7 separate regions of the Homo sapiens genome follow, and regions 1, 2, 4, 5, 6 and 7 are each linked to region 3. A link is a loop called in an ENCODE intact Hi-C map of the cell type or tissue named here. Cell type or tissue: OCI-LY7. All regions are shown on one strand.

Evidence for each region. Hi-C counts contacts between places; a loop is a spot of excess contacts. Peaks named below come from ENCODE experiments on the same cell type or tissue, not always from the same donor. Only the 100,000 strongest peaks of a DNase experiment are listed, where the experiment ranks them.
Region 1: it touches region 3 in a loop (5-fold over the local background); 10 of 110 quality-filtered maps call a loop at or near these places.
Region 2: it touches region 3 in a loop (13-fold over the local background); 64 of 110 quality-filtered maps call a loop at or near these places.
Region 4: a loop joins it to region 3, with 5 times the contacts of the local background. A loop is called at or near these places in 62 of 110 quality-filtered maps.
Region 5: a loop joins it to region 3, with 2.7 times the contacts of the local background. A loop is called at or near these places in 2 of 110 quality-filtered maps.
Region 6: it touches region 3 in a loop (12-fold over the local background); 29 of 110 quality-filtered maps call a loop at or near these places.
Region 7: it touches region 3 in a loop (2.8-fold over the local background); 7 of 110 quality-filtered maps call a loop at or near these places.

The regions. Positions count from the first base shown.
Region 1 is chr12:110,892,814-110,896,813 of GRCh38, forward strand. It overlaps CCDC63 (coiled-coil domain containing 63), which reads left to right. Exons shown (of 12, transcript NM_152591.3): 9 at 263-337. Among named protein-coding and RNA genes, the nearest start is that of MYL2, 26 kb to the right of the region's middle. In OCI-LY7, CTCF peaks have their summits at 1,739 (motif pointing right) and 1,957; a DNase peak (open chromatin) is centred at 1,738; H3K4me3 peaks cover 315 bases.
Region 2 is chr12:111,297,113-111,301,112 of GRCh38, forward strand. It overlaps CUX2 (cut like homeobox 2), which reads left to right. Exons shown (of 22, transcript NM_015267.4): 9 at 1,429-1,477. The region is part of intron 2 of LOC105369983 (a long non-coding RNA gene); the gene reads right to left. Among named protein-coding and RNA genes, the nearest start is that of MIR6760, 5.0 kb to the right of the region's middle. RefSeq lists an enhancer at 1,779-2,772. In OCI-LY7, CTCF peaks have their summits at 1,914 (motif pointing left) and 2,121; a DNase peak (open chromatin) is centred at 1,889.
Region 3 is chr12:111,022,482-111,026,481 of GRCh38, forward strand. LOC105369981 (a long non-coding RNA gene) reads right to left here and starts at 3,217. Exons shown (of 3, transcript XR_945338.2): 1 at 3,064-3,217. In OCI-LY7, CTCF peaks have their summits at 1,886 (motif pointing right) and 2,103; a DNase peak (open chromatin) is centred at 1,900.
Region 4 is chr12:111,311,886-111,315,885 of GRCh38, forward strand. CUX2 (cut like homeobox 2) reads left to right here. Exons shown (of 22, transcript NM_015267.4): 16 at 215-316. It overlaps LOC105369983 (a long non-coding RNA gene), which reads right to left. Exons shown (of 4, transcript XR_945341.2): 2 at 3,085-3,207. Among named protein-coding and RNA genes, the nearest start is that of MIR6760, 9.7 kb to the left of the region's middle. In OCI-LY7, CTCF peaks have their summits at 2,071 (motif pointing left) and 2,279; a DNase peak (open chromatin) is centred at 2,066.
Region 5 is chr12:111,087,995-111,091,994 of GRCh38, forward strand. All of the region lies in intron 1 of CUX2 (cut like homeobox 2), which reads left to right. Among named protein-coding and RNA genes, the nearest start is that of CUX2, 56 kb to the left of the region's middle. In OCI-LY7, no CTCF peak of the experiment used is centred here; a DNase peak (open chromatin) is centred at 1,817; H3K27ac peaks cover 1,167 bases.
Region 6 is chr12:111,172,564-111,176,563 of GRCh38, forward strand. The region is part of intron 1 of CUX2 (cut like homeobox 2); the gene reads left to right. Among named protein-coding and RNA genes, the nearest start is that of MIR6760, 130 kb to the right of the region's middle. In OCI-LY7, a CTCF peak has its summit at 2,160 (motif pointing left); a DNase peak (open chromatin) is centred at 2,178.
Region 7 is chr12:110,935,022-110,939,021 of GRCh38, forward strand. It overlaps VHRT (ventricular heart development associated lncRNA), which reads left to right and starts at 1,581. Exons shown (of 2, transcript NR_036513.1): 1 at 1,581-1,677; 2 at 2,164-2,427. RefSeq lists enhancers at 844-1,537, 1,538-2,231, 2,926-3,618 and a silencer at 2,144-2,438. In OCI-LY7, CTCF peaks have their summits at 2,233 (motif pointing right) and 2,434; a DNase peak (open chromatin) is centred at 2,260.

The DNA of each region.
Region 1 (4,000 bases), 130 kb before region 3:
ATCTCAAAAAAAAAAGATAAAGAAAGAAAGGATGACTCACCCCTCCCACCCCCTTTCATGCTCTCACCCTCCTTTTACTTAAGAAACATCAGAAGAAAAAAAAATAATAACCCCACGGGCCTAAGAGGGGCCCAGGTGTTTGGGGCTCTTTGAAACGGATCATTGAAATCCTCATCGACTCTTTGAGGCGCACACTTATTTTTGGGAGCAGTGGGGAGGGAAGAGCCCACTTTTCCTCATGGTCTTGTTCTCTCCCGAGCAGGACGAGATCATCCTCTTGCGATCCCAGCAGAAATTGTCCCACGATGACAACCACTCTGTCCTGAGACAGCTGGAGGTGAGAACAGGATCGGGAGGGAGGGATGCGGGAGCTTCTGTTGTCTGTCTCTGTGTCTGACGGGAGCTTCTGTCTGTCTGTCCGTCGGGCATCTGTCAGCTGCTTCTCAGGAGCAGTAAGAGGTCTGCCCCATGACTCAGGCTGGCCTGGATCACATCCAGACATGTCCTGACGTTTTGTCCCGGGCAGCCTCTGCTACAATGTCATTGTGGAATTCTGTCCCTTCTTCCATTCTAAAGCCCCCACCCCCCTTTTCAGGGAGTCCAGCCCGGGCTCTTGGGCCTGCAATTTCATCCCTGATGGGCTCCTTCCACATGGATCTCTGCCTCTTTCCCTCTTTCTTCCCCTTGTCCTGCCTGTGCCCTGTTCTCAATCAGTAATAGCAAATACACACACTTCTGGAGTAATTACCATGTACGAGGCGCCGGGCTAAGAGCTTGGCTTGCACTTTCATTGAATCCTGGTGGCAGGTGCTGTTGATCTCGTCGTTTTACAGATGCAGAGGCTAAGGTTCACGGAAGTTAAGTCACTTGACCAACATCAAGGAGCTGGGATATTGTATACGTTTTGAGCTTTATTCAGCTGCTAATAATAGGGACTCCAAATAATAGTGGCTTAAGCAAGATACAAGTTTATTTACTTTAAGAAATAAGTCTGCCACCCTGGTGAAACCCCATCTCTACTAATAATACAAAAATTAGCCAGGTGGTAGTGGCGCACACCTGTAATCCCAGCTACTTGGGAGTCTGAGGCAGGAGAATTGCTTAAGCCTGGGAGGTGGAGGTTGCAGTGAGCCGAGATCGTGTCACTGCACTGGGCAACACAGTGAGACCCTGTCTCAAAAAAAAAAAAAAAAAGGAAATAAGTCTGGAAATAGGCACTTCAGGGCTGGTATGGCACCTTTATGATGTCATCAGTGACCTGGGCTCCGTCTTTCTGTTTTGCCATCCTTAGTGGGTGACTTATATTCCAAGGGCACCTCATGGTTGCATCGTAGCTGCCATAGATCCAGCCGTTGCATATACATTCCAGATAGGAAGAAAGTGGGAGCTGCAACAACAACAACAAAAATCCTCACTAGCAGAGTCAGACAGCTTAAAAGTGCCTTCCCAGAAGTCTCAGCCAATGACTTCTGTATTTAAACTTCATTGGCCACCCCTATTGCAAGAGAGGTTTGGAAATGTAACTTTTAGTTGGTCACATTGCCACCCTAAATACAATCAGAGTTTTGTTACTGAGGTATAAGGAAAGAGTGGATAGCATATGTCTGACAAAGACCTGGCAACTGCCCTCCGGAGTCATTTCCCTTCCCTTCTTTGCGGCTGTTTTCTGCTTTTTTTGTCTGACGCGCACCTGGGAGACAGGGATGGCCGCCAGGGTGTTATTCTCCTCTAGGCCACTGGATGGCAGCAAAGCACATGCTGCCCATTGAGGTGCTCAGAGCGGCATCTCCCGGATATCTGGGTATGGGGAATAACAGGGTTCCAGGCAGGGTCCAGGTCCACGGAGACCCTCCCCAAGCTGGGCAGATGCCTGGGGCCCACGTCCTTCACTCGGGGCCACCCAGAATCCAGACTCTTGTTGAGGTTGAGACTGGCGCCCCTCTACATCTTGGCGTTTGGAACAGGCTGATCAGGCAAAGCCAAACATCTCCCTCGCCTCTGCCTGAAGCCCCACCGCTAGCTTTTTGTTACTTTGGCTTTAGCATGACTTTGAGGGGCTTCTTTTCAAATGCAGATACTCTAAGCAGGATAATTGTTTTTGTTTGTTTCTTTGTTTGTTTAGACGGAGTCTTACTCTGTTGCCCAGGCTGGAGTGCAGTGGCGCGATCTCCGCTCACTGCAACGTCCACCTCCCGGGTTCAAGCGATTCTCCTGCCTCCGCCCCCGAGTAGCTGGGATTACAGGTGCACACCACCATGCCGAGATAACTTTAATTTTTAATTTATTTTTTAATTTTAATTAATTAATTAATTAATTTTGAGACGGAGTCTCGCTCTGTCGCCCAGGCTGGAATGCAGTGGCACGATCTCGGTTCACTGCAACCTCCACCTCCCGGGTTCATGCGATTCTCCTGCCTCAGCCTCCCGAGTAGCTGGGATTACAGGCACGTGCCACCATACCCGGTTAATTTTTTGTATTGTTAGTAGAGACGGGGTTTTACCATGTTGGCAAGGCTAGTCTCCAACTCCTGACCTTAGGTGATCCGCCCGCCTTGGCCTCCCAAAGTGCTGGGATTATAGGCGTGAGTCACTGTGCCTGGCCAGAATCAGTCTTGATAGCAATAGACTCACAGATGTTTCCTACCCCCTGCTAAAGATCACTTCCACCTGCTCTATTCTTGAAACCCTTTATTTCATCATCTCCTTCCCTTTGGGAGAAGTGGTGGGACCACATCCATCATGGGAGGGTTTTGCATAGGAATTAAGCAACCAAGCTCTGGGAGCCTGGCTATGACTTGCAGAAAAGTCACTTCCTAGCTCTGTGACGTTGAGGTAGTGACTCAACCTCTCTGAGCCTCAGTTTCCACATCTGTAAAATGGGGATAATAATCATACCTACTTCTTAGGGCTGTGAAGGTTGAATAAAATCACACATGTATACATTTGGCACACTGTAATGCAGAGAGCTGTACATTGTAGCTATTATTATTGTTGTTGTTATCATGTGAGCCAGAAAAACTGGTAAGTCACCCTCACTTTGTTACTAAATAATTGCCAAAGTGAAGAGTTGAGCTCAAGGTCAAGCCTTTGGATGAGCTTGGTACAGGGAAGCTAAACCTGAATTCACTTTTCTTCTCTGGCCTCAACATTCCTCATCTGAAAACTAGGCCGATTATGAGGCTGAGTTCAGATGATGTGTGTAAAGTACCTGGAATATTTTAGGAGCTAGACATGTATTATAACCACCACATCAAGCTGAACATTGACTTTTAAAAAATGAATCCTGTGATTTTTTTAAAATTGTGATTTTCTTAAATGCACTTTTATTATAATTTATTTATTTTTTGAGACAGAGTCTTGCTCTGTCGCCCAGGCTGGAGTGCAGTGGTGGGATCACAGCTCACTGCAGCCTCAACCTCCCAGGCTCAAGTGACTCTCCCACCTTAGCCTCCTAGTGTGCTGGGATTATAGGCGTGAGCCACCATGCCTGGCCTAATGCATCTTTAGAAAGGGCCGCTCTTGTCATATGGGAAATTTGCAGCCCTGGGAACTAAACATTCTAGTAGCCGGGTGGAGGAAGCCACCTGATGTGCTGGTTGAGAGACTGAGCTCAATTCCTGGCTTCCTTCTCCTGGCTGTATGCCTCAGAGCCTCAGTTTTCTCACCTGTAAAATAGGGGTGTGAATAGGGCCGACCCCTTGAGATCATTATCCGGGATGGTGCGTGCAGAGTTCACCAGTGGGAATGGGGCTGGTTCACCCAGGGTCCAGTTCACCTTTGCAAGCTAAGATCTCTGAGGGAGAGGCAGGAATCAGGGAAGGAAATACCCTAGAACAGTGATCCTCAGTCCAGCTGCACGTCACAATCACCTGGGAGGCTTTAATGAGAACTCCCAGATGCCCAGGCTGCGCCCCAGGCCAATTAAGACTCTGAATCACTGAGGGTGGAGTTGGGCAGCAAATATTTTTAAAGTTCCCAGGTGATACCAGTGTGAAGCCAAG
Region 2 (4,000 bases), 270 kb after region 3:
CAGATATGCCTCCACCCTCTGGCCCTCCCAGACAGGCCTTCTCCCTCTGACCCTCCCAGACACGCCTCCTCTCTCTGACCCTCCCAAACACGCCTCCTCCCTCTGATCATCCCAGACACGCCTCCACCCTCTGGCCCTCCAGTACTTGCCTCCTCCTTCTGATCCTCCAGGACTTACATCCTCCCTCTGTCCCTCCAGACATGTCTCTTCCCTCTGACCTCTCAGACATGCCTCCTCTTTCTGACTCTTCTCCTTCCTCTGAGTCTCGGCTGGAGGCCCCCGTTTCATTAAGCACCTCTGCTCCTCACCCCCAAAGGCACACAGCTGTCATTTGCTGTGCCACTCACACACCACAGCCATAAATAATGTCCTGGGACCTGGGCTGAGTGAGGGGCTGCTTGGTGGGGGCCTCCCCCTTTGCTCTGGGCCCCTGGGACTGTCCCCGCTCCCCAGCTCCACACTCCAATCCTCAGGGGCTGAGAGGCATTCACCTAAATTACTCTGGACTCAAGCGTTTCTTTAGGCTTTAAGAAATCATTCATTCTGCAAACACTTATTGAGCACCTGCTGTTTATCCAGTGCTGTTCTGGGTCCTTGGAGGAAACATGAGAACATGACCCGGTCCTCAGTCAAGGAGAGGAGACAAAAACTGATGTGCAGTGATACATTTGTTCATTCACACATATTGAGCACTTACGGTATGCCCAGCACTGTTCTTGGCACATGGCAAATGCTACAAAGGGAAGAACTGGGGATGGGAAAAGAGAATGACAAGCAGGGGTAGGTCCTTTATCCAGGGTAGTCAGGGAGAACTCCCTGGAGGAGGTGGCTTTCAGAATGAGGAGAAGGCCATGTGAAGAAAGCAGGGAAGGGTGCTCCAGGCAGCAGGAACAGCTTGAGCCAAGGAAGGCCCTAAGCATGCATGAAGCATGTGTGTGGCCTTGGGTCACAAAGTGCTCCCCACGTGCCCCCCGCGTCTCCCACCCCCTGCTAACAGAGGGGATGCCTCTCCCAAGCCCCTCCATGCTGGCAGCCTGCAGGGGGCTGGGCAGCGCAGTAAACAAGTGACCACTGGGGACAGTGCAGGGCGGCCTCCCCGGAGAACACTGTGATCAGGGTTTTAAAGCCGGGGGCTGTTCTCTTGAGGATGGGCATTCCAGGCACTACCAGGACAAAGGCTTGGAGGTGGAGTTCAGAGAGTGGCCCCTGGGGGAGAGGGGAGGCCAGGCTGTCCTGAAGAGGTGCAGTGCTGACGCCCTACTCCCTTTTCCTCGAAGCCTAGGCTCTTTTCTCCCCAGCCCGATTTCTCTCCTGTAGCAAGGCCTTCAGCCCTCCCCTGGGCTCAGGCAGGGGCTGGGGGTGTCAGGAGGGGCGGGGGCCTGGAGCCCGCCGGAAGCCCTTCCTCAGGGCCTCATCTTTGTGTCTCAGGGCAGATGAAGTCGGCCTGATCATGACCAACCTGGAGAAAGCTAATCAGGTGAGGAGGCGCAGTTCCCACCCGTGGGTGCCAGAGGCTCCCTCTGCCTGGGGTGGGGGTCTCGGGCCAGATGAGGAGGAAGGGACTGAGCTTCATCAATATTTATTCAACTGTGGGTCTTGTGCATGCCAAGTGAGGGAGCCAGGAGGAGTCTGGGCCCCAGGCCCTGCCCTCCCCAAGCTCCCAGGGTGGGCCCAGGGTAGGGGGTTGGGGTAGGGAATGCAGACAGACACACTTGGAAATAGAGTGCTCCAAGCAGCAACAGGCAGGAAGGGGCCGCTGACCCAGACTGCGGGAGTCCAGGAAGACGTCCTAGAGGAAGGGATGTGGAGCTAAGACCCAAAGAATAAATGACAGCATATCTAGGCATGGATTCTAAGTGGGGCTCCCGCCTCCTGCCTTCCTCCGGCTCAGAGGTGCTGCCATCTGGTGGGCAGAGTCAGGCAGGACTTTAAAAGAAGGGCAGCCACAGCCAGGGGGCTCCAGCCCGGAGTCTTGAGTGCCCACCATGTCTGTCCCCCAGCTCCCTGCAATGCCACCAGCCAGAGACATGGCCAGGAGAGGCCAGCAGGGCCTTGAGCCCTCTGTCCCTTGGCTCATCTTCCTGCCTGTGGGGTGGGAGAAGATGCCCACCCGCCCTGAGGTCTGCGGGCCCGCACTGTGGCAGGGAGAGAGGTCATTTTCCCCAGGGGCAGTTAAAAGGGGCCTCTTGGAAGACATTTTGAAGCTGGGTTTCAGAGTCCTGATGCTGTCCCCTGAGGGAGGGCAGCCAGGTAGAAGGCTCAGCAGGAGCAGAGGCCCGAGGTGTGGCTCTTTGGGCGCAGGGTGGGGGCACTCCCTCCTACAGAGGAGACTTGGATAAAAGGGCTGATTCTATGTCCCTGGGAAGCCACCAGAAGGTGCAGGCCTGGGCTGGAAGTGCTGAGACTCTATGAGCCCCTACCCCTATAGAAGCAGTGTCCCCTAGGAGGGTCGGGAAGGCCAAAGTCAGGGCTAGGTTACCGTGGTGGTGGTAACCGCAGTGGCTTCCCTGAGCTTAGGTCCAGCATATTTTTCTGAAATGATCATTAAGTAAGCCCCATTTTGTATAGGCTACATAGCCTTTTTAGAATGATTTTTTGAATAGGTAATGCATTCATGTAGTTCAGAACTCAAGAAGCTACACAAGGGCCTGTCTAGGAAAGTCCAGCTCTCCTCCGAGTTCTCCTCCCCTGCAGCAGCCTCTCTCACCAGCCCCTGGGTTCTCCTTCCAGAGATGGTCAATCCATTCACAAGCCCACGAATATATCTTTTTGTGGGGGGCAAGGGGGACAGGGTCATACTCTGTCGCCCAGGCTGGAGTGCAGTGGCACAATCATGGCTCACTGTAGCCTTGACTTCCCCGGCTCAGGTGATCCTCCCACCTCAGCCTCCCAGGTAGCCAGTTAGCTGGGAACAGAGGCGTGTGCCACCACGCCGTGCTAATTTTTTGTATTTTTTTGTAGAGATGAGGTTTCACCATGTTGCCCAGAATATATCTATTTTAACCAGCGGCCTCTTTTTGTTGAGACAGGCAGGGTCTCACTTTGTCATCCAGTCTGGAGTGCATTGCAGCGATCACAGCTCACTGCAGCCTCAACCTCTGGGGCTCAAGCAATCCTCCTGCCTCAGTCCCCCAAGTAGCTGGGACTACAGGCACGCACCACCACATCCGGCTAATTTTCATATGTTTTGTAGAGATGCGGTTTTGCCATGTTGCCCAGGCTGATCTCAAACTCTTGAGCTCAAGCAGTCCACCCTCCTGGGCCTCCCAAAGCACTGGGATTAGAGGTGTGAGCCTCTGTGCCCAGCCACCCCTTTTAAAAACAAAATGATAATATACTATGCATACCATTGTGAACCTTACTTTTCCCCGTCTATATCTTTGAGCTCCTTCCGTATCAGTATAGAAAGCAGTTCCTCCTCTGTTTTACGGCTGTGTGGTGTTCCTCAGCAGGGTGCACCATCGTCTAACCCAGGGGAGGGCAAACTTTCTATAAAGAGTCAGAGAGTAAATATTTTCAGCTGTGCAATCCATACAGTCTCTGACACAGATTTTCAACTTTGCCATTATAGCATGAAAGCATAGACAATATGTAAGTGAATGAGCATGGCTGTATTCCAATAAAACTTTATAAGAACAGGCAAGACTGCACACAATAGCTCATGCCTCTAATCCCAACACTCTGGGAGGCCGAGGTGGGATGATCACTTGAGCCCAGGAGTTTGAGACCAGCCTGGGAAACATAGGGAGACCTCATCTCTACAAAATATTTAAAAACTATCCAGGCATGGTGGTGTACGCCTGTAGTCCCAGCTGCTCAGGAGGCTGAGGTGGGACGATCACCTGAGTCCAGGAAGATGGAGGCTGCAGTGAGCTATGATCACACTACTGCATTCCAGCCTGGACAACAGAGTGAGACCCTATCTCAAAAAAAAAAAAAAAAAAATCCAGCTTATAGTACTTGGAATAGGAAGCACGTCTAATAATGTTTTCCTGAGTCC
Region 3 (4,000 bases):
GCCCCACCAGCCAGGTTTCCCCCAACCTTCACACTACTTAGCAACATCTAGCAGATGCAAGTTTTCTGACACGGGCTCCCAGGATTAGCAGATGCTCTTTCATGAGCATCATTTCCATCATGTTTATTACTTCCCTGAGATTATCTTAATTCCATAGTCCCCAGGAGACACATGATGCTTATGTGGCCATGTGGCCCCTGGAGATTGGAAGGAAGTGTAGGCCTGCTGGGGCTTCTTGTGGTGGAGGACTTGCCCTCTAAAACAGACTTCAGCTCCTAGAGAAGCTTCTAGACCTGGGGGAGGCTGGGAGGTCCAAGCAGTTATGACAGCTCGGTGGGAGTAGGAAAAGGGAGAAATCCAGAGGGCTCTGGAGTTAGCCTGTCTGGATTTTAATTCACTGTCTAGCTCCATGACCCTGGACAAGTTACTTCCCCTCTGTGCCTTCAGTGTCCTCATCTGTAAAATGGGGATAATAATAAAAGTGCTGGCTGGGTGTGGTAGCTCCTACGTGTAATCCTAGCACTTTGAGAGGCCCAGGTGGGAGGATCGCTTGAGCCAGGGAGTTTGAGACCAGCCTGGGCAACATAGTGAGACTCCATCTCTTAAAAAAAAAAAAATTAGCTGGATATGGTGGCACACATACCTATAGTCTTGGCTGCTCAGGAGGCTGAGACGGGAGGATCGCTTGAGCCCAGGAGTTCGAGGCTGCAGTGAGCTGTGATTGTACCAGTGCACTCTAGCCTAGGCAACAGAGTGAGACCTGTCTCAAAAATAGTAATAAAAGTGCCTACCTGTGGGGTCGTTATGAAGTTATATGAATTAATTCTTGGTGCTTAGATCAGTGCCTAGCACATAGTGATTAATTATAATTGATTTGAATGATGTAAGTATTATATTGGGCTCCTAAGGGTCAGCTCCACCCAGGCCTCCAAGTATCACTCATTTCCCCCAAACATCGATGCTGATCATGCAGCCTGCATTCAGGGGGCACCTGTGGTTGCCAGGCTCTTCGCATGCATTGTCTTATTGTCACAACACTAGGAGGTCCCCATTAACCAGACTGGGAAACTGAGGTTCATAAAGGTGGAGTGATGGCCAGGTGGAGTGGCTCATGCCTGAATCCAGCACTTTGAAAGGCTCAGCGGGGAGGATGGCTTGAGGCCAGGAGTTGGAGAGAGGTAAAGCAACTTGCCCAAGGTCACAACTACAAAGTGGCAGAGGTAGGATTCAAATCAGAGTTCAAACCTGGTTGCTGTGATTCCAGACCTGCTTCTTGCAGTCCCTAAGCATTCTTGTGTTTGGTTTGGGAGGAAGGAGGAGGGAAACAGACTTCGCTTCCACGATGTTGATGGTTTCTTCCAACCACCCTTTTGGGGGTTTTGACCCACTTTACAGCTGAAGAAACAGGTTCAGGCAGGTGGAGTGACTCACCCAGGGTCACACACCAAGGAAGAGGCACAGCTGGGGTTTGCATCCTCATTTGGGCTTGGGTCTGACTTCAGACTCGTCCTAGGCTCTGTCCTGAGATACATAGCAATTGCTTTGCGTTCTGGTGTTATCTCCTTCCTCTGAATATCTGTTTGAGAACTTTACACCCATTTTACAGCTCGGTGGATGGGGCCTGGGAGAAGCCAGCGAGTGACAGAGCAGCGACTCAAACCCCTGCCTCTGGATCTGATCCTCTTTTTTGTCTTGGGCAAGGAAATTGCTGCTTGGGGAAAGGAAAAGATAGGAGGAGAGAAGGAAGCTTTAAGTGGGTAGGGGTGCCCCCAAGTCTAGCTTTGGGCTCCCTCAGTTATCACCAGTCAGGTTGGGGGCTGCCCAGAGCCCTCATTCAGGTCCCAAGGGCGCCCAGGCTTGGCGTATACACCGAGTGTCCACCAGGTGGGGCTTTTGCCAAAGGCCAGGCTCCGGGAAGCCCCAGGAGAGGCCAGGCTGCCCCACCCAGGGAAGGGAAGGTACAACTGGACATACCCTCCTGCCTGTATCTTGGCAGGATACTCACTCGTGTGCACACGCAAGCTGTGCAAACGTGTGTGTGAGCACACAGCCATGTCTCAGAAAACCTGTTTCTGGCTCGTGTGCAAATGTGCATGAAAAGATGTGCATGGGACATGCAGGTGTGTGTGCATGTGTGTGTTCATTTATGTGCAAACATGAATACATGTGAGCAGTGCAGAATAGGTGAGTGCAGGTGTGAGCAAGTGTAGACAGGAGCATGTGCAGATGTCTATCTGTGCATCTGTGTGTGCACATATGTGCAAATATGTACATATGTGAGTGTGTGCAGAAAAGGGTGTGGGCACATGGGTGGCAGATTAGACCCTGACCTTGGGTGCTGAGGTTCATTTTAGAGTCTCTTTCTTAGGCTCCAAAAATGGAGGCAAGGGGATGGAACCAATGACCTCTTGAGGTCCCCAATGCCTGGTACATTTGCCAGAGACCCTGATGGATGCCAAGGACTTGGAGCAAGAAGAGTCATGGCACAAGGGGCTGGATGTGCTTCCCGGGTCAGGGAGTGTGGCAGCGGGGCTGGTTGTGCTTCGTGGGTCAAGGAGTGTGGCAAGAGGGGCTGGATGTGTTTCCTGGGTCAGGCAGCGTGGCAAGAGGGGCTGGATGTGCTTCCTGGGTTAGGGAGTGACTGAATGGGGGGATTTTGCTCCCCCAGATGCTGAATTCTTTAGTACTCAGAGGTTTCTGCAGTGTGAGGGATGGAGACTCACCCTTCAGAGAAGAGCTTTGAACCTTCCTCCTGGATGCTCAGAGCTCTGGGGAATGTGGCCCGAATCTGTGGCCGCAAGAGGGGATTGGCTCTGACTTCCAGGCCTGACTCAGCCCCTCACCAGCTGTGCAGTAAATGTAAGGTCCCACGAAGGAGTTAGAGGTAGTCGAGAAAGGGAAGGGGTGGCATTAAAAGTCAAGAACTGGAGCCTTGGCATCAAAGAGAACAGGCTTTGACCCCTGCCTTTGTTGCTCACAGGCTGGGTGACCTCGGACAAGTCACTCACCCTCTCTGATCCCCCATTTCCTCAGCTATTAAAGGGAGGAAACAGCCACGCTTACCTCCAAATGCTGTCAGGGAAGGAAATTAGATGACGGGGAGAGCGAGCCCAGCCCCATGAGGCCAAGTGGATCAGTTTTTGGTTTGCGGAAGCCAAGAGCTGAGAATCCAGAAGTTCCAAGGGGATTGAGGGAGTGGAAAGGCAGGGACTGGCTGCCAGGGCAGCAGACATGTTCCTTCTCCCCTCCCACTTGTGCCCCCCCCAACACCTGCCCCCGTTGGCTCCAATTTGTCTGAATGGCATCTTTATCCCTGCTTCTCTCCTGCCCTGAGCACTGGCAGCAGAAGCTTAAACAGGGCAGGAAGGGAGGGTGGGAGGAGGAGAAGAGCAGGCTTTTGTAGCAGGGCTGCCAAAGGGTGCACGTTTTCCTGACCAGCTTCTAAATTGTGCTCAGCCATCGTCCTGCTGAGTGAACTCAGGTGGGCTATTCCACCTCTCTGAGCCTCAGTTTACTTATCTGTAAAATGGACACAGGCATGCTCAATGTGAGATTTGGGGAGAATGCTGGGGATGGCCTCAGTGCATAGTAGGCACCATTATGACAACAATGATGACGATGACAATGATGATGATCGTGGAGAGGGACAGAGAAAATGTAAGCATCCACATATCCCTGGCTTACCAAAGGAATAAAAGAATTCTTTCTTTCTTTTTTTGCTTGGCTCCAGGCCCATGTTTTGCTGATGAGACTAAATGTGAGAACCTCCGATTTGAAGAAGAGGGAGGAGAAATGTGAGCCCAAGGAGGAAGAAGAACAAAGGAAGAGGGAGAAGAGGAGAAGGAGCTGGAGAATTGGAGAGTGAGCGATGAGAGAGAGAAGACGAATGAGCTGTTTGTAGGGAGAGAAATTAAAAATAGAGCCTGGAGAGGCTGCTTTAATGACGGGGACTTAGGGGAGAGAAAGAAGCAAAGAGGATCTGAAGGCGGTAAGCCCTCCA
Region 4 (4,000 bases), 290 kb after region 3:
CTGTGCCTGGCCTCGTTATTATGATTCTTATTTCACACCAGAATCACTCACAGGCCCACAGTTTGTTACATAGACTAAGCAGTGGCCCTGCCATCTCACTGATGGTCTGACCCTCACTCTTCTGGGAGGAGGAGACAGCCCCCCTACCCCACCAGGCTCCGGAGACTGAGCCCAACATGCAGATCCTGCCACAGATGCCTTCTTGCCTCCCCAGGCAGCATCACCCCGAGAATCCGCACGCCTGAGACAGGCTCAGACGACGCCATCAAGAGCATTCTAGAGCAGGCCAAGAAGGAGATCGAGTCGCAGAAGGGCGGTGAGTGTGACCCCTGCAGGCAAAGCCTGAGGCCCCCGGGGCCAGCTGCGAACAGGAGATGAGGCTTCGTCTACCTTTGTCCACCCCAGAGGGAATCCAAGGTGGATCAGAACCACCAGAGGCCAGAGGGACCTGTCTAGAGCGCATGGGTAGCTGTGGCACTGCTCAGAACCCTGCCATGGTTCCACACAGCTCTCAACATAAAATCTCAACCCTTGGCCAGGCGCAGTGGCTCATGCCTGTAATCCCAGCACTTTGGGAAGCCAAGGCAGGCTGATCACCTGAGATCAGGAGTTCGAGACCAGCCTGGCCAACATGGTAAAACCCCATCTCTACTAAAAATACAAAATTACCTGGGCATGGTGATATGTGCCTGTAATCCCAGCTACTTAGAAGGCTGAGGCAGGAGAATTGCTTGAACCCGGGAGGCGGAGGTTGCAGTGAGCCGAGATCACACCACTGCACTCCAGCCTAGGTGACAAAGCAAGACTCTGTCAGAAAAAAAAAAAGAAAAATATCCCAAGACTCGACAAGGCCTACAGGCCCTACAGTCTTCAGGCCCCTCCATGCCTGTCACATGAACTGTTCATAGTCATGCCCAGCTGCCGTGCACTCCACCCTGCGCCTCTGATGCTGTCCTTACCCCAGACACCTTTCACCTGGCCAACTCCTACTCATACCTATGACTCAACTCAGAAGTCACCTCCTGCAAGAAGATGGGTTGGACACTGCACCCGCTTCCCTCCACCCCCACCACAGTGACCTGTTTGCTTGGTGTAGTGGAGCTGGACTGGCCACAAATTCTGGCTCTGCTGTTTATTGGCTATGTGACCTTGGGCAAGTTACTTAGCCTCTTTGTGCCTTCATCGTCTTTGTTTGAGACAGATTCTCACTCTGTCACCCAGGCTGGAGTGCAGTGGCGCAGTCTCAGCTCACTGCAACCTCCACCTCCTTGGTTCAAGCAATTCTCCTGCCTCAGCCTCCTGAGTAGCTGGGATTACACGCACGCGCCACCACACCTGGCTAATTTTTTTTTTTTTTGTATTTTTAGTAGAGATGGGGTTTCACCATGTTGGTCAGGCTGCTCTTGAACTCCTGACCTCGTGATCCACCTGCCTCGGCCTCCCAAAGTGCTGGGATTACAGGCGTGAGCCACCGTGCCCCGCCCATCTTCTCATCTTTAAAATGGGGACTGTGGGAGGCCGAGGCGGGCGGATCACCTGAGGTCAGGAGTTAGAGACAAGCCTGCCCAACATGGCGAAACCCTGTCTCTACTAAACATACAAAAAAATTAGCTGGGCGTGGTGGCGCACGCCTGTAATCCCAGCTACTCAGGAGGCTGAGGCAGGAGAATCTCTTGACCACAGGAGGCAGAGCTTACAGTGAGCCGAGATCACACCACTGCACTCCAGCCTGGGTGACAAAAGCAAAACTCCATCTCAAAAAGAAAAAAAAAAATGGGGACTGTATTAGTTTTCCTTTCTTAGGGTTGTGTGAGGATCAAATGAGGTCAGTGTAATCCTGAAAGATCAGCCATCATTACAGCAAATATTATCATTATTACCTCCCTGTTGCAGTTCTGCGCTGTCACAAACGACTCTGCTGGTGTGGCTGTCCCTCCGTCTGCTGTGGGGGCTTCTTGCAGCCAGGGACCGAGTTCCATCCTCACACCCAGCACAGCGTAGACTGACTGAGACCCTGGACTCCGGTTTCAAAGCCCTCTTCCATTTTTGCAGTGTCTGCTGCCCCCTGGTGGCTGCTCCGAGCAGGTGTCCTGAATCCCTCCAGTTGCCGCCAGGAGCCGAGATGTTTCCCAATCAATGGCCCTCCCTCCTGCCTGGTCCCCGGGAGGGGTGAGGGGATAAGGGATTACCCGGCTACCCTGCCCCACCTGTAAAATCCCCTGAGCCTAATTTCCCTCTTGGTCAGTTCCAGTAGCAAGAGAGATGCAAGACAGAGAAGGATGTAATTATGCAGTAAACATTTATTAAGCACCTACTGTGGTCTAGACACAGATTTCAGATATGGGTGAGACATGATATGGAGATGAAAAGAACCATGAGAAATAACTAGCCAGGGCTGGGTGTGGCAGCTAACTCCTGACCTCGTGATCCACCTGCCTCGGCTCCCAAAGTGCTGGGATTACAGGCGTGAGCCACCGTGCCCAGACCATCTTCTCATCTGGGCCTCTGGGAGGCCGAGGCCAAGGCGGGCAGATCACCTGAGGTCAGGAGTTTGAGACTAGCCTGGACAACATGGTGAAACCCCGTCTCTGCTAAAAATACAAAAATTGGCTGGGCATGGTGGTAGGTGCCTGTAATCCCAGCTATTTGGAGGCTGAGGCAGGAGAATTGCTTGAACCTGGGAGGCAAAGGTTGCAGTAAGCGGAGATCACACCACTACACTCCAGCCTGCGCAACAAGAGCAAAACTCAGTCTAAAAAAAAAAAAAAAAAAAAAAAAAAAAACCCCATCTCCTCTAAAAATACAAAAATTAGCTAGGTGTGGTGGCACACACCTGTGGTCCCAGCTACTCAAGAGGCTGAGGCAGGAGGATCACCTGAGCCCAGGAGGCAGAGGTTGTAGTGAGCCGAGATCTCATCACTACACTCCAGCCTGGGTGAGAGTGAGATGCTGTCTCAAAAAAAAATAATAGAAAAAGAAATAACTAGCCAAAGTCTCCCACTAAACCGACAGGACAACTGAGGCTAGGGAGGGAAGACATGAGTTCAGTTACACAGAGACAGAGGGAAACCCCAGGTCTCTCACCTCTTTATACAGCACTTTCTCCTGGGGGTCGGAAGCAGGCACCAGGGCAATGTCAAAGACAGCATCGCAGCAGAGGAAAACGTTTGCTCTCCATGGGCCAGCCAGTAGTCTTATATTCAGGGTCTAGGAGTTCAGCAAGAGGAAAAATACAAAGGTTATTGCCCCATACCCCTGGCAAAAAAAATGAATGCTAAGCAGTGGGCACATGAGCCGCTGCCAGGGAGGAAATGAATGTGACTAACTGCTCAATCACGAGTTCTACTTCTGGGATTGGAAGGAAATGTCCAGAATGGGGACAGGGGTTTATATATAAGCTGTTCCATCATTGTTCATAAGAGTGACAAACTGGAAACAAAACAACCTAAGTGTCCAGCAGTGGGGGATCTGGTAAGTAAAGCAGATAATATCCCTTTAGCAGCATGTGCAGCCCTTAAAGGTAGAACTTTTAATGATAAGAAAAAATGGGGCCGGGCACAGTGGCTCACGCCTGTATAATCCCAACACTTTGGAAGGCCAAGACAGATGGATCACTTGAGGTCAGGAGTTGGAGACCAGCCTGGACCACATGGCAAAACCCCATCTCTACTAAAAATACAAAAATTAGCCAGGCATGGTAGTAGGAACCTGTAATCCCAGCTACTCAGGAGGCTGAGGCAGGAGAACCACTTGAACCTGGAAAGCAGAGGTTGCAGTGAGCCGAGATCGCGCCATTGCACTCCAGCCTGGGCAACAGAGCAAGACTCGGTCTCAAAAAAAAAGAAAAAATTTAGCTGGGCATAGTGGCAAATGCATGTAGTCCCAACTACTTGAGAGGCTGAGGCAGGAAGATCGCTTAAACCCAGGAGTTTGAGACTAGCCTGGGCAACATACCAAGACCCTGTCTCCAAAAAAGAAAAAAAGAAAAAAAACACTCATG
Region 5 (4,000 bases), 66 kb after region 3:
ATGATGTGGATACAGCTTGAAGGAATCGTGCTGAGGGAAAAAAGACTATTTCAAAAGGGATTACTTACTGAAGGATTCCACTTACTTAGCATTCCCGAAAAGACAAGGTTGGGGAACAGGGAATGGAGTGGGAATGGGGTCAGGGAGGAAAATATGTGTGCTTATCAAAGGGCAGCACGAAGGCCTGGGGGTGATGAAATGCTCTGTACCTTGACTGTGTCAATGTCAGTATCCTGGTCCTGCTGTCAGTGTTGTAAAATGTGACCCTTGGGGGAAATTGGGTGAAGGGGGCAAGAGATCTCCCTGTGTTCTTTTCCAAACTTCTGACCTCAAGAAATCCTCCCTTCTCAGCCTCCCGAAGCACTAGGATTGCAGGCATGGGAGCTACCACGCCCAGCCTCTCTGTATTCTTTCTGCATGTGAATCAGCAATTATCTCAAAATAAAAAGTTCAATTAAAAAAAAAAGTAAAGGACTGAAACCACTGCATTAATTATTCAAAATGCAGCGGGCTGAATCCCTACGATGTGACGCATTAACTGGAGTCTTCATAGCAGCGGACTGAATCCCTACGATGTGACGCTTTAACTCTAGTCTTCATAGGAGCCCTGTGGAGTAGATGGAGATGATGTCACCATTTTTCAGAGAAGGAAAAGGCTCAGAGAGCTTAAGGGACTTGTCTGAAGACAGACAGCTGGCAAATGGTAGAGACAGGACGCAGACCTGGGAGTGTCAGGCCCTGAGCCCTTAGTTCTTTCCTCTAGACGTGCAACTCTGAGCGCCTCAGGTTTGGACAATGAGCTGAGCTATGAAGCTCACCTGTCGTGCATGGACATGAGATGTCCGACCGGGCAGCTGGGTGCCATGGTACCCCCGTCTGACGAGGCTGACAGCTCTGCAGTGGGGAGAGGCGGTGGAGAGTCATCTTGGGTTTCCCACCTGCCTGCTCCTGAGTGAGCTGCTGACCCCTCAGGAGTTACGACCCCCTCCCCACTCCACTAGGTTTGCCTTATCCAGGGGCGGTGGTGTGCAGTGTTGGGTGGTATTATGACATTTTACAGGTGAGGAGACTGAGGCACGGGGCGAAGGGACCTGCAGGATATTCCAAGTGGAGATGCAGTTCTCCCTAGCTCCAGCATCCTGTGGTAATGATCACGGTCAGTTTGCTTTGTCCTGTGCAGTTCCTGTTCTCAGAGCATCTTCTGCCCTGTGACAGTGATCAAGGGCACAGGCCCTGGAGGCCAAGTCCAGCAGCGCTGGGATTGAGTCTTGGCTCTGTAGATCACCAAACTGTGGCCTTAAGCAACTGATTTCTCTTCAAGCCTCAGTTTCCCCATCTGAGAAATGGGGGGAGTAATGGGGATTAAATAGAAAATATGTTTGATAACACACTGTAGGGGACAAAAAATGCTAGCAGCATCTGAAGCCTGTAATTTGGAACCCTGGTCTGTCTGCTCTGAGGCCCAGGGCTCTGAGCTGAGAGGAGCAAAGCCTCCACCTGAATTATCCACCCTGATGTTACCCCTCCAGGCCCTACAGTGCTCTCCTGGACCCAAGTTCTGCTAGGCTGTTGGTTTTCTGAGCAGGGCAGTATGTGTTGCAACAGCGGCCATCCAGAGGGCCTGGAAAGCCCTCTGCAGGAGGCAGCATCGAAGCTGAGAGCTGAAAGATGGCTGGGCATTCCTAGGTTAATGGGAGGAAGTAGAGGGAAAGGCATTCCAGAGAGAGGGAACAGCAAGTACAAAGGCTCAGAGGTCAGAGAGTGCAGGTGCTTTTGGGGAACTGTAACCAGAGCATTCATGCTTGAGCATTAAGCAGGCAAAAAGCAGAACCTAGTCACTGTGGCCCTAGGTCTCCTCTTCAGTTAAAACATCACAAAGCAGGCTGGTGGCCTTTCAGGGGGCTCATGGGCAGATAAGGAGTTTGGACTACATTTTGAGGGTGATGGGAGCCATGGAGGTTTTGGGGCAGAGGAGTGATGCAGGTGGGCTTAATGTGAGGAAGGTGCCTCTGGCCATCATGTGCAGTGGAGGGGAGCAGAGGTGAGCTCCAAGTGGAGGCAGGGAGGCCAGGGAGGAGGCAGCTGCAGCATCTTGATGAGTGATCTGATCCCCGGTCCTGGAGCAGAGTTGTGGGAATGGGCTTGGATAGGAGTGACCAGCTAGGGACATTTGTCAGTGCTGAATTGACAGAGCTCTCCGTGGGGCCAGATGAGGGAGCATCTCAGGTGAGCGAGGTTTCTGTCTTGGGTTCTGGGCTGGCCCGAAAGGGGCAATCCCTTTACCTCTTTTTTGTTTTGAAATGGAGTCTCTCGCTCTGGAGTGCAGTGGCATGATCTCGGTTCACTGCAACCTCCGCCTCCTGGGTTCAAGCGATTCTCCTGCCTCAGCCTCCTGAGTAGCTGGGATTACAGGCAGGCGCCACCACACCTGGCTAATTTTTTGTATTTTTAGTAGAGATGGGGTTTCACCATGTTGGCCAGGCTGATCTCAACCTCCTGGCCTCAAGTGATCCACCTGCCTCAGCCTCCCAAAATGTTGAGATTACAGGTGTGAGCCACTGCGCCCGGCCTGCGATCCCTTTACTACACTATTCTTTGGTCTCTGTAAAACAGAGGTGATTTCCACCTCCCCATCTCTCGGCATCCTTTTTCTGGGTGAGGGTCAAATGATATCCTCCCTGAGCCCACACCTTGCAGTGAACTGCAAAAAATCCCAAACCTCACCAAGAGGCCCCTCATGTTAGAGATACAAGCTCCATCATTTTGTCCGGTGGTTTTTCAAATGTGCCACCAACCCATCAGCTGAACAGAGATGCTACTTCTCACTCTCTCTGTTTTTTTTTTAATTGTAAAAACCAGTTTGAGGTCTCCTTCTCATCTCAGGAGAGGCACTGAGAAACAATGCCATCACCAAACAGCAGGTTCTAAGCAAGCACAAGCCAGCATTGATGGAGCACCTACTGTGTGCCGAGGCTCCCTGTGTGCTTCTCCTTGATCTTCTGGGTTAAGGCCACGGGGGAGTGAAATCTGACAGAGTGAGTCTGTGCCCGGCTGCGCCGTGTCCTCACTACATGGGACCTTGAGCCAGGAATTCAGTCACTCTCAGCCTCAGTTTGCACATCCGTGTGCACATCCATGTAAGGGGTCACTCACTGGACTCACCCAAAAGGTGGCTGAAGGAGTCAGTGTTCCCACTCCAGCCAGGGCCAGGTGAGCGGGCACCATGGACTGGATAAAAGACAGTCTTGGACTTGGCCCCAGGAGGTTGGCCTCATTGTTCCTGTTTGCGGAGGGAAGTCAGATCCGCAGCCCCAAAGCTGCCAGGGTGTATTTCCCGACTCAGCCGTGCCCTTTTCACAAAGGCCCGGAGGAGACACAGCTGGGGTTGCTGCTGGCGGAGGTCAAGTGCAACCGGGCAGCGTTCACTCCTCCCTGTACAGACCCCTAAGAACAGAGATCAGGCCATCGAGGGGTGCAGGATTGGGCCACCTCATCCCAGTTGCCCAACTGATGGGGCCCACTTCAGTTTTTCACCCCACCCAGCCTGGAACCTTCCCAAAGCCCAGATAATTGTCACCTGGGGTTCTGTGCACTTTTTATAGAAGAACGCTGTGTTCCTTTCTGAGGACACTTGTAACAAATTACCACCAACTAAAGGGGACTTAAAATAGTAGAAGTTTGTCCTCTCGTGGTTCTGGAGGCCAGAAGTCCAAGATCAAGGTGTCTGCAGGGCTGTGCTCCCTCTCCAGACTCCAGGGGAGGGTCCTTCCTCACCTCCCCCAGCTTCTGGTGGCTGCCGGCCCTGCCTGGTATTCCCTGGCTTGTGGCCGCATCACTAGGATCTTGCCTCCATCACCACATGACTGTCTTATCTTTGCACCTGTCTCTTCTTATAAGGACAAGGGTCGCTAGATTTAGGGCCCACCCTAATCCGATATGCTCTCATCTTAACATAACTGATTAAATCCACCCGCCTTGGCCTCCCAAAGTGCTGGGACTG
Region 6 (4,000 bases), 150 kb after region 3:
AGGGTGGTTCAGTGTCCCCATCCCAGCCAGCGCTTTCCACTCTGTGCAGTTCCTGCAGCTGGGTGGAGGCTCCGAACCTCGAGCTGTCTGGGGTTCTTGTGTTTTTCTCCTCTCTGTCCCTTCCATGGACATCTGTAGTTTAAAAGGAGTCTGTGTCTTGTCAACCAAATCAATGCAAATAACCAGTGAACGTTTCTCGACTTTTCAGTAATAATTGATCTTCCCAGAACTGATATCGTTTGGAAAACGTAAGTAAGGAGATCAGCAGTGAGCCAGATGTCCACACTAAGAGAATATAACTGCTCTGAGTTATAGGAAAAGAAATGATTTCCCTTCCAGCTTTAGCTCCAAGAGCTGAGCAAACTGCCGTGCAGCATCGAGAAGCTTCCAATAAACTCGGGGCTTAGTTCGAGGCAGCCTCAGCCTCTCAGCCAGAAGACTTGGGTGAGTGCGGGACTGGAATCTTCCAAGCTGATGGGCAGACTTCTTGCCTGCAAATTTTTGGTCTCTAGGTTTTTATCTGGAAGCTGTCTGCACAGCCAGTTGCTGTCAGGGAGAGAGAGGTTTGTTGTTCTTCTTGAGGGATGTTCAGGCTTAGACCCTGAGCTGGGCATCTACTGCGTGGGAGTCTCCCCTTGGCTGGTTCTTTGGTTGATGTTCTTGTTGTTCTAATTTGATGGTCATTCCCATACATTGCTGTGATTGGCTCCTGACTTGACCAGGGTGATACTCAGAAAGTCAAATGGGGACGGGGACAGGGTTGATCTGTGGGCTGGTGGATGGAAAATAGGATGCCAGGGGGCACTTTCTTTATGAACACTGTCATTCTTCCAGAACTCATTCATTTGTTCATTTGAGCATTCATTCATGTGCTCATGCAACATATAGTTCCGGGGCACCTACTCTCTTCTAGGCACGATGAGGTGCTGGGCGCACAGGGGTACCTGCCCTCCTGGAGCTTTTAGTCTAGCTATGAAGAGGCACAGACTTGAAATAGTTCCTGATGACATCACAGTTGCCATAGTGCTTCATAGAGGTGAGGAGGCAGCAGCAGGGGCTCACGACAGCAGGAAACTGGCCTCATGTTGGGGTGTTGGTCTGCTGGAAGTAATGTTTAAGCTGCAACTTGGCTGAGGGGTAGGCCTGAGTTAGGCCATTGATTTTCAGACTTGAGCATGCATTTAAATCACCTGAAATTTCCTTGAAAAAAATCGCCAGGCTCTACCCTCAGAGTTTCTGATTCAGTAGGTCTGGAGCCCGTCCAAGAATTTGCATTTCTAACAAGATCCCAGGTGACACTGATCCTGCTGGGCCAGAGACTTTGGGAACCACTGAACTGGGCAAAGAATTGGGAGGAGAGGGCATTCAGGTAGCGGAAACTGCACGTACAAAGGTCCTGGGGCTGGTTTGGGCTTGGCAGTTTCCAGGAACCAAATGAAGGGCCAGAGGGTGGAGCAAAGCACAAGGACTGTGGGAGGAAATGCTGTAGAGAAGCAGGCAGGGCCCTGACCACACAGGCCTTGCAGACTGGGCTGGAGAGTTCAGATTTGATCTGAAATGGAATGGGGAGTCCGGGGAGGTTTTAAGCAGGGAAGTATCAACATCCAGTTTACATCTTGAAATGCCCTGTCTGGCTGCCAGGGTGGAAGTGAGATGGCAGAGAATTGCATGGAGCCAGGGAGGCCCCTGCAAGCATCCAGGCAGGAATTGGCAGTGACCAGACCAGGCTGATGACAGCAGGCATGGAGAGGCACGGGACGTGTCTGAATGAGTCCACGCTCCTGCTTTCCAGGAAGTTTTCCTGATCAGTTTGGTTCCACCCTTCAATCTGTGAACCCTAATTTCTCACTTGAAGAAGTTGTCCTATGTTGACGTGACATTAGCAGTTCCTTGAGGGTAGGGCTGTGTGTGTCATATGTGAGTCACATGCAGCCCCTAGTTGGATACACAATACCTTATACTAGCTGGCCAAAAGCACGGGACAGTTTACCTGCAATGGTTACCACATCCAGTTTTCCAAATACCCTGCAGGAAAGGTGGAGTTGTGCCCATTTTGCAGAGGGGGAAAACTGAGATTCAGAAAGGGCACGGGATACTCCCAAGCTCCCCAAGGTGGGCTGAAGGAAAAGCAAGATTCCCTCTACAGACTGGGGTGCCCTCTGGTGACCAGACAAAGGGAACAGGGACATCACCACCCGTGAACCCTAGACAGCAACCACAATTCTCTTTGGAGGTATCAGCAGCCTTCCCCAGGATGATGATCAGGCCACCGGAAATATTAAGCAGATAGAGAAGAAATTGCAGTTTTGAAGAAGTCAAAAATGGCCAAATAGCAGCAGTTTCCTGTGGTTCAACTGAAATCAAAATATAAAGAGGAAATCTTACAATTCCAGAAAATTCTGCTACAGCATGAGGAAGAGGAGTCACCATGCAGTCTAAATTGTCTCTGGAAGCAGCTCCCCCCCACACACAGAAGAGGGGGCCGTACAGGGATGCAGCATCTTAGAATCAGTCTATAATGCAATCAATTTTGTACATCCCTGGTGAAACAGCAACATTTATTTAACGTCTTTTATAGAGCAGCTGAGTTTTATCACAAATCACATTCCATTTCTATTCATCTGGGACTCCTTGAAGGCTAAAATGCACTTACTTTTCTCCGAGGAAATTTACCAATTCCTCAGTAAAGACCCATTTGCCTCTGTATGTAAAATTGACACATTTATTGAATATTAAACATTTAAGGTTTTTTTTACCAACCCCCTCCCCACCCACACCTTTTTTTTTTTTTTTTTTTTACACTTTTCCACAAAGCTTCATAGTCATTAGGGAACCTTCCTCAAAGTGGTGAGAAACACATATTTATGGGCAGAAACCAGCCGACATTTAAATTTGGGGCTTTCTGATTACTGGGAAATGGTCAAGTGACATCATAAATTTATAGAGCAGCACCCCATGCCTTTGAGTGGCCTCTCTAAGCTGTGTGCTTTTCCCATCTCTTTGTGGCAGGCTTGGTCACGCGGCAATATCGTGTTGGGTTCTCAACAAAAGTTTTTTTGTCTACACTCATAACATTTGCAGAAGGTAGGGACTGCCTCCCTGGCAATAAATTGTGCTAATTAGCATGAGGGCCTATTAATAAAGCAAGTTTTCTTTTATCCATGTTACTGAATGGTCGGAGACATCAGTTAAAGTGTATGTTCAAGACAATGTCTTTTTCACCGCCGGTTGCAATGTTTTTGTTTAAAAAAAAAAAGTAAGCGGGGATCTGGGCAGCTTATTGTACATGTTTTTGTGTCTTTAACATGAGAGACGGCTGAACTGTTGAACTTAGGTCTTGAATGTTGGGTCCAGATCTCCTACCTCTGTCTCTAAATCAAGGCATTAGGTGGCAGGGGCGGGAAGGCAGTGGGTGCTTTTCCCTAGATTGGGGGGAGAACTGATGGGGTTTGAGGAGTCTCTTCTTCTTCTTCTTCTTTTTTTTTTTTTTTTTTTTTTTTTGAGAGACAGAGTTGTTTCACTCTGTTGCCCAGGCTGCAATACAGTGATGCGATCACAGCTCACTGCATCCTCAAACTCCTGGGCTTAAGCAATCCTCCTGCCTCAGCCTCTTGAGTACCTGGGAACACAGGTGTGCACCACACCTAATTTTTTTTTTAATTTTGTAGAAACAGGGTCTCACTATATTGCCCAGGCTGGTCTTGAACTCCTGGCCTCGAGCAATCCTCATGCCTTGGCCTCCCAAAAGTGCTGAGATTACAGGTGTGAGCCACCATGCCCAGTGTGAGGAATATCTTCCTAATGAGCTTGGGGATCGGGGAGACTCAGGCTCCAGTCCTGACTTCCCTACCTGCCATCTTTGTAACCTTAAGCAAGTGACTTTTACCTCTTGAAGCCTCAGTTTCCTCTTCTATTACATAAGGATAACCACAGTGCCCATGTCATGGGGCTGTGGGCAGGATTAAATGAACTAATCCATGGAAGATTCTGGAAGGAACCC
Region 7 (4,000 bases), 87 kb before region 3:
GTGGTCCCAAGATGGTGGCAGCAGAGCCAAGTGTCCTGTCCTCACGACACTACGTTCAAAGCAGAAGCTGGGGCGGGGGTGGTGGCAGTGGGGGTGGGGTCAGGTGCAAATGTTTCTTTACTTCTTATGGAGGACAATATCTTCATGGGGAAGCCCCTAGGAGACTTTTCATACATCTCACTGGCCAGAACAAGGTAAGGCGCCCACATCTAGACCAAGTCTGACCTACCTGCTTTGACATCCAAGGTTCTTTGGCCTAATCCTGAACATAACCAGAGTTCTATTAGCAAGAAAAAAGACAGCAAATGGACTTGGGGTAGGCAATGAATAATGTCTGCTCCACCCACACCCCCAGTAACTGAAGTAATATTTCCCCAATATATATGGTACAGCACACAATATCCTGCAACAAAATGGTTCTATAGGCTGGGCGTGGTGGCTCACGCCTGTAATCCCAGCACTTTGGGAGGCAGAAGTGGGCGAATCATTTGAGGTCAGGAGTTCGAAACCAGCCTGCCCAACATGGTGAAACTCTGTCTCTACTAAAAATACAAAAATTAGCTGGGTGTGGTGGCGCATGCCTGTCATCCCAGCTACTTGGGAGGCTGAGGCAGAAGAAGCTCTTGAACCTGAGAGGCGGAGGTTGCAGTGAACTGAGATGATGCCATTGCACTCCAGCCTGCGCGACAGAGTGAGTCTCTGTCTAAAAAAAAAAAAAAAATTTTCTGTAGCCAACAAGAGAGTCTAGTTCAACAGGTTCCCCAGTTGCAGATCTTCTCAGAGCCTTTAAACAATGATGACTACTTATTGACTATTTGCCAGCTGCTGTGTCCATAGCTACATCTCTATTATCTCATTAAATCCTTATAATAACTCTAAGGGACAGAGGAAATAGAAACTAAGGAAGGGGGCAGAGCCAGGAATTGAACCCAGGACTCTGATTCTAGACTCCTATGCTGTCCTTTTACTACAGAGCAAACATCTACTAAAAGGGACAAGTTATTCTTCTCTGGGGGATACTGAATTAAGACTGAAAGCCTGGAAACTTCCAGCTTCTCTCTTGCTATTCCTTTCTCCCCGTAGATTGCCCCTGGCTCCTGGGAGAGGAATTCAGATTAAATCTCATGTCTTCGGTGTGGATTCCCAAAATTGAAGTCTGCTCTTTTTAAAATTTTTTTGGTAACACCTTGTTTTTCTCTTTCAGGGCACTTACCTTAGTTTTTAGTCAGGTATTTTCATTTATTTGTGCGTTAGGGACTTGTCTCTTTTACTGTAATATCGGCTCCATAAAGGCTGAGGTTTTTGTCTGTCTGTTTTGCTGCTGTAGCCCCAGCACCAAGAACCGTGGCTGGCACACAGTAAATTCACAGTAAAAATGTCGAGTCAATGAACAATCTTGACTTGGCTAATTGATAGGGTTTGGCTGTGTCCCCACCCAAATTTCATCTCCAATTGTATTCCCCACTTGTCGGGGGAAGGGCCTGGTGGGAGGTGATTGTATCATGGGGGCGGAGCTCCCCCTCCCCCTTGCTATTCTCGTGATAGAGCTCTCCTCACTTCTCTCTCTGTCTCTCCTGCCACCATGTGAAGAAGGTGCTTGTTTCCCCTTTGCCTTCCGCCATGAGTGTAAGTTTCCTGAGGTCTCCCAGTCATACTGCTGGTTAAGCCTGCAGAACGGTGAGTCCATAAAACCTCTTTTCTTCATAAATTACCCAGTCTCAGGTAGTTCTTTATAGCAGTGTGAGAATGGACTAATACACTAATACATTTCCTCTTTCTGAAACTGCATGTGCACATTTGTTAAAAAGGCTGGGTAAAAACTTGTTTTGAAATTCTGGTTTTGTGGGGTGGGTTTGATAAAAGGATACATGCTCACCACAAAACCTGCGAGGAAACCTAGGGAAACCAGAAATTCCAAAAAGAGATCCCTGGGAGTTGGCCTTGAATTGCACCTGGCTTCCATCACGGTCAGCCTTGGCCTCAACAGGAGAAACCCATTCATTGCGAGACGCGGACTCTGCTTGAATCCGGGTCCTGCAGCTGAGAGAATGGGCTGCATTTTTTTTCTCGGCTCCTCTTCCTTTCTGAAAAGGCCTCCCGCAGATCCATCTGGCTGCCTCACCCCCGATGACCTTTCCATCCTGTTCCTTTCCAAATTCCCAGGTGTACTTGTTTGAAATGTATCTGGCCCAATCGCTGAGCGTCCGCGCTGCATTTCTCCAAACTGCCCAGCAGGGGGCGGTGCTACCTCGGCTCCGCGCAGCCACGGCTTCCCGCTGGCGAACCAAGGGCGCGGAATCTGGAGAGGGCGAGGAACATCTTTCCTCCCACCTGTCCCCCGCCAAGCCTGCCAGACCCGTCTCATCCGTGCTGCTGCTTCTGAAAATCAGAAGAGTGAGGATGAAATAAAGTCTTCATAAAGGAAAACCATTTGCTTGTTTAGATTTCATTCATTCACTACTCAAATATTTACTGAGCTCCTACTGTGTGCCAAGCCTTGTTCTAAGCCCTGGGAGTCAACAGGGAACAAAACAGACACAAATTCCAATTCCTGCCTTCCTGGAGCAGTCCTTCCTGCTGGGGGCCGGTGGGCAGGAGGTCTTAGATGACAAACGTAATAAATAAGCAAACGACCTAGGAGGTTAGAAGTTGATACCTTCTATGGAGTAAAATAGGAAAATAGAACAAGGTAAGAGGGAAGAGAGACAGAGACAAAAAGGAAGAAAGAGAGAGATAAACACGATTTTTTTTTTTTTTTTTTTTTTTTTGAGACGGAGTTTCAGTCTGTCACCAGGCTGGAGTGCAGTGGTGCGATCTCGGCTCACTGCAACCTCTGCCTCCCAGGTTCAAGTGATTCTCCTGCCTCAGCCTCCCGAGTAGCTGGGTCTATAGGTGCGCGCCGCCACGCCCAGCTAATTTTTGTATTTTTAGTAGAGACGGGGTTTCACCATGTTGACCAGGACGGTCTCGTCTCTTGACCTTGTGATCCGCCCGCCTTGGCCTCCCAAAGTGCTGGGATTAGAGGCGTGAGCCACGGTACTCGGCTAATTTTTTTTTTTTTTTAATATACTTTATTGAGACAGAGTCTCTCTCTGTCACCCAGGCTGGAGTGCAGTGGCACCATCATAGCTCACTGCCGCCTGGAACTCCTGGGCTCAAGCGATCCTCTCACCTTAGCCTTCGAGTAGCTGGGACCACAGATGTGTGCCACCATGCCCAGGTATTTAAAAAAAACTTTTTTAAAATAATGTCTCATTTTGTTGCCCAGGCTGGTCTTGAACTCCCAGCCTCAAGCCATCCTCCCGCCTTGGCCTTTCAAAGTGCTGGATTACAAGCGTGAGCCACCGTGCACAGCCAAGACACAATTTTAAATCGAGCGGTCAGGAAGCCTCCTGGAGAAAATGACGTTTGAACAAAGACATGAAGAAAGTGGAGAATATTTGGAGAAAAGCATTTCAGGCAGAGGAAAGTGCCAGGGCAGAGGCCCCGAGGTGAGACTGTGCTAGCATGTTATTTAGTTTTTAGTTTTAAAAAGTGCAAAATAATATCCATTTACTGTGGGAAAATTAGACATTAAAAAAATCACTTCCTGTCCCTCTACCCAGAAATAACTGGTAACATGGTGGTGTATATTTTTGTGTTCTATTTTTAAGCATACACACATACATACGTGTGTGTGTATATTATATGTATTTTTTTTACAAAAATTGGGGTCATACCATCATACGGTTTCATAACCACTTATTTGCCTAATAATATAACAAGGCAATCATTCCATGTCAATAAATATTGATCCACATCATTACTGAAACGGTTGTAGAATGTTCCATCTCACAGATGTTCGGGATTTATTCAACCATTCCCCCACTAATGGGCATTTAGGTGATCTTCCCAATTATAAATAGCGATGCAGCCACCATTCTTGTAAAATTTCTACACTGTCTGAGTATCCAATTATTTCCTTCGGATGTGCTTCTAGAGTGGGAATGTTGGAGCAAAG